2 separate regions of the Homo sapiens genome follow, and region 1 is linked to region 2. Evidence: read pairs that join two places in POLR2A ChIA-PET (ENCODE). Cell type or tissue: MCF 10A. All regions are shown on one strand.

The links. Peaks named below come from ENCODE experiments on the same cell type or tissue, not always from the same donor. Only the 100,000 strongest peaks of a DNase experiment are listed, where the experiment ranks them.
Region 1: POLR2A ChIA-PET joins it to region 2 with 10 read pairs; 3 of 35 experiments call an interaction of 5 or more read pairs at or near these places.

What each region holds. Positions count from the first base shown.
Region 1 is chr18:21,162,777-21,165,276 of GRCh38, forward strand. The region is part of intron 2 of LOC107985161 (a long non-coding RNA gene); the gene reads right to left. Among named protein-coding and RNA genes, the nearest start is that of ROCK1, 52 kb to the left of the region's middle. In MCF 10A, no CTCF peak of the experiment used is centred here; a DNase peak (open chromatin) is centred at 1,325.
Region 2 is chr18:21,599,587-21,602,086 of GRCh38, forward strand. ESCO1 (establishment of sister chromatid cohesion N-acetyltransferase 1) reads right to left here and starts at 1,118. Exons shown (of 12, transcript NM_052911.3): 1 at 1,037-1,118. RefSeq lists an enhancer at 824-1,343. In MCF 10A, a CTCF peak has its summit at 1,466 (motif pointing left); DNase peaks (open chromatin) are centred at 625 and 1,265.

The DNA.
Region 1 (2,500 bases), 440 kb before region 2:
TGCTCCTATGTAGCTAAATAGTCAACATCAATTGCTGAAGGCCCAAAAGAGATGGCATATGTAGAACAAAATAGCATCCAGTTATCAAGGCAGGCAAGTAAGTTCTTACGATGAAAACATATGAGGCAGACATTCCAAATGAAATTTTTTCAGCACATTATTAGTTCACTTCTCATCACAAGTGACCTAGGCATCTGCTCTGTGCTCAGGGAATGCAAACTAATGCTAATATTAGCCACATCAACAAATAGAAATGAAAGGCAGAAGGAAGGAACTAAAAAAGGAAGGAAGGCAAAACTGCTGCCCCCAAAGGATATTAAAAATATTTTTATTCAGCCAGGCGCAGTGGCTCACGCCTGTAATCCCAGCACTTTGGAAGGCCGAGGCGGGCGGATCACGAGGTCAGGAAATCAAGACCATTCTGGCTAACACGGTGAAACCTGTCTGCACTAAAAATACAAAAAATTAGCCGGGCGTGGTGGCAGGCGCCTGTAGTCCCAGCTACTCGGGAGGCTGAGGCAGAAGAATGGCGTGAACCGGCGAGGCGGAGCTTGCAGTGAGCTGAGATCGCACCACTGCACTCCAGCCTGGGCAAAGAGTGAGACTCCATCTCAAAAAAAAGAAAAAAAAATTATTCTACCTCCTGTTTTTGTATTACCCATTTTTATTAGTCCATTATATTTAGCTTAAATACTGGCCTAGACGGATACTGAACAGGCTGTTATATTACAGCACTTTCTCTTCTATCTATACAGACCTGCATTCATGGAAGGGGGATCTCTTATGGAAAGTTATTTGCAATGCAGCTAAGTTATCCTAAAATAAACAAATCTGGAAGAATAGGGGGCTGACAATGATCTGTTAGACCCTGTTACTAAAGAATTGCTGTTATCTGAGCATTGTATGTGCATTTCAAATAACTCTCAGGAGGAGTTTGTATAGCTTTTGTTTTTTTGTTTTTGTTGTTGTTGCTGTTTAGAGACAGGGTCTCACTATACTGCCCAGGCTAGTCTCGACCTCCTGGACTCAAGTGATCCTCGACCTCCCAAAGTGCTGGGATTGCAGGCATGAGCCACCACATCTGGCCTTGTGGAGCATTTTTAAAGGGAGAAGAGGAAGAAGAGTTTGATACTTTCTGTCCTCATCTCAGTGAGATGCCTTTTTTTTTTTTTTTTTTTGGTCTAATGTATTCTTCCTCAAAAGGGCAGAATCCAAGTCAGATGCAGTGCGAGTGAAGGGGTTAGTCTGTTCTATAAACTGTTAGAGAGATTTAAAAAATAGGCAATCTAATTGACTCATGCATGGCTCACAGCCATATAAATGCTTGCAAAATTGCTTCCTGCACAGTAATAGTGACCACAGAGAAGCAGAAGTAAAATGGAAGCGAGCAAGATGAGAGCTCTTAGGAAATCTTTAGCAGGACTTTCAAACTTTTGTTAAACCTTTTGTTTAACCTTGTGGAGAACTTTCCTTTGGAAAATTAAATGTACTTTCAACAAGCATACTGCAAGTTAAAAGTCACATAATTCACCTACAAAATAAGACCTCATTGGTAGCAAATTTCATTTCTAGAAATATATTGTCTTTCAGAACCAACTGAAGAGAAGCAATTTTTTTTTTTCAAGAAGGACTGCGGCTACATTGTTACTAAGAGATTTGTAATCTGCTTTAAACATGTTACTAAGAAAGAAGTTGACGTAACTACTAAGTTTGCTATTTACATTTAATTAAGGGCATTACTTAAAATGTATTTGGGCATTTGAGCTATTAACAATATACACATTTATAACTTTCCTCATATTCGCTTTTAACAAAATCTTTCTTTTGCTGTCTTCTTCAAAACTCCCTGCCCTTGTATTGATTAGCTTTACCTGTAATTTATTTCCTGGTGTCTCCTTATGCTTTGCTGAAACATGCACCATGCAATTACTCAGCATAATTTGTTTTTTTGTCCCTTGCCAATCATACACCAAAAAAAAAAAAAAGCATATCTCATCTGTTTGTAGTTTCCTTTTACTACTTAATTAAAAGTAATCAGCTGAAAGATTATACTGAAATTAATCTCTAAATTCATTGGTTGGTCACCAACTCGGAGGTAGGAAATAATTTTTTCCATGTAAAACTTCCTTCTAAAAGCCTGAGTTGCAGTAACAATAACAATATAGTTGCACAATATGTAAACAATTATCTCCTGAGTTACAAAAATATTTTTCAGGCATCCACTTGAACTTTTATAATTTATGTCATTACCCTCCTTGTTGGCTTCCAAATAATAATTTATAAGAATTTTATGTATCATCATTTTGAGTCAAAATGAAAGCCTGAATTTCCTTTAGAAACTAAGAAAAACTAATTTATTATTAAGGTGATTTTGTTTTTGTTGTTGTTTTAATGTTTTGAGACAAGTTCTCAGTCTGTTACTCGGGCTGGAGTGCAGTGACACAATCTTGGCCCTCTGCAACCTCTGCCCCCAGGCTCAATCAATCCTCCCACCTCAGCC
Region 2 (2,500 bases):
GTAATACTATCTAGATACTGTGTGCTGCGATTCCTGTTTAAAGGAATCTCATTGCAGCTAAGACTACAGAAAACATGGTTCATAGTACTTCTCAAATCGCAAAGCTTGAGCTCCTTCCTCCTCCTCTTCCTCCCTCCCCTGGTCCCCGCTGCGTCCCCATCGCCCCGGAAAATAAAGCACACGCCGGATTTTCGGACGCATCATTGAGAGGCGGAGGGAGAGGAGGTAGTCTTCGAATTGTTGGACTTGCTATCCCATTCTGCCTGTGCAAAATAAACCCCCATAGTAAAATAATCTTAACCCGTGATAAAAATCGAGGACCCAATTCTCTTTGGTTCGCCTCTCTCCATCGCTATAAACTTCACTGCGGCCCTCAATGCACTCATTTCTACTCCAGAGCCGCCCTACCTGTGCCGAGACCCCCATTTGCAGCATGAGTTACTCTATGACCTTGGGCCCGCTCCCCTCCCAAACTGAAGGCTGTAAAACCAAGACCCCACATCGCGCCCCGCAAACTGCAGAGGCCTCCAGGCTCAGGCCGGGTCAGCGGGTTGCGCCAGGAGGCGGCGAGGGACTGGCTCCGGTGAAGCGCCGGGAAGAGAAAACGCAGGGGGCGGAGACGGGGCCCGGAGCTACCTGCGGGACCAGCACTGGCGCTGCCCCGGTGCTAGCAATGGCTGCGCGCCACCTCGGGGCTCCCGGAGCCCTCGCGGCAGTGCTGGGAACTCCGGCCCTGCCCCGTCGGCGGTCACGACCCCTTATGAACTTCGACCGCCCAGCAAACAGCGGCAGGTGGTGCGCGGACACGCGAGCACGTTAGCTGCCTACCTCAAGCGACGGCGTCTTGGAGCCTAGAGCCTCCCACCTCCCTCCCAGGGGCGCGAAGAGCTGGGACCGGAGCAGTAGGAAGGGGCGTGCGAGGCAACACGCCACCGAGGGTGGAACAGGAAGAGGGAGAACTGTCCGCTCCCTGAAGGGGCTGGCAAAAGAGAGGTGAAGACACAGGCGGCGGGGACCGTCAGGGACGCTCGCGTACCTTCCTTTTGCCTGGCGGAGGGTCAGACTAGCGCCAGCGGATCGCCTCACATCCGGGTATCAGGAGACACTCAGCTGCTTCTGCTGCGGCCGCCGCCTCCCCCGCGGCGCAAACACCAAACTTCCGGCGACGACGGCGACGCCTCGCTCGTCAGATGGGAGTTACCTGTGACCGTCTTGGGTGCGCTTGCGCAACGCTCCTCTTCAGCCCTAACCGGCTCAGCTGACGTGCCCAGAAGACGAAGATGGCCGCCACGCTCACTGCGTGTCACGCAGTTTTTCACCCCGGCCCGGACGGCTGGGCGTCGAGGAAAGGCGAGCTAGTGTCCATCCTCAGCGCAGGCGCGGTGGGAGGCCTAGCGCGCGCGCCTCCGCGGGTGGTCGCCTGGCAGGGAAGTGGCGGCGCCCCCTAGCGGCGGCCGCTTGTCGTTCCTGGGGTCATCGCTTTGAGCTGAAAACCACCCAGGCCCCCAGCGGTTGTGGTTTACCTTGGAAATTTGTCGCAACTGGTTGCCATGTAGGTTTTGGCTGCTTCTGTCTGCGATGTATAATCCAAGTGCCTTTGGTCTTCCATATGAGCCAATGTAAAGAAGGAGGGTGGGGCCGGGCGCGGTGGTTCACGCCTGTAATCCCAGCACTTTGGGAAGCAGAGGCGGGTGGATCATTTGAGGTTAGGAGTTCGAGACCAGCCTGGCCAACATGGCCAACATGGTGAAACCCCGTCTCTACTAGAAATACAAAAATTAGCCGGGTGGTAGTGGCGTGCGACTGTAATCCCAGCTACTCGAGAGGCTGAGGCGGGAGAATCCCTTGAGCCTGGGAGGCGGAGGTTGTGGTGAGCTGAGACTGGGCCACTGCACTCTAGTCTGGACGAGTGAGACCCTGTCTCAAATAAAAAAAAAAGGAGGGTGCAGTCCCTACACTGCCCTCCAGCACCTCCAAAAAATGCAGGGCTTCGCCCTCTCCTTGCACACTTTCTTCCTGTGTATCAGAGTGCAAGAATCATCAGAAATTGTAAAATATTCTGCTAGACTTAGTCAGACTGAGTGTTCAGACAAAGCTTTGGCTCGCTCTTGGACGCCTCTAGAGATAGAATCCAAGATTCTATCACTAGGATTCATGGTTCCCACACTTCTTTCTTTTGTGACAGGAAGGATCTTGCTGTGTAGCCCTGGCTGGTGTGCAGTGGCACAGTAACGGCTCACTGCAGCCTCGACTTGGGCTCAAGCGATCCCACCTGCCTCAGCCTCCCTGAGAACTGCATGTATGAAGCCCACGACACCATGCCAGGCTAATTTTTTTTTTTTTTTTTGAGATGGAGTCTCACTCTTGTCACCCAGGCTAGAGTGCAATGGCACGATCTCGGCTCACTGCAACCTCCGCCTCCCAGGTTCAAGGAATTCTCCTGCCTCAGCCTCCTGAGTAGCTGGGACTACAGGTGCCTGCCACCATGCCCGGCTAATTT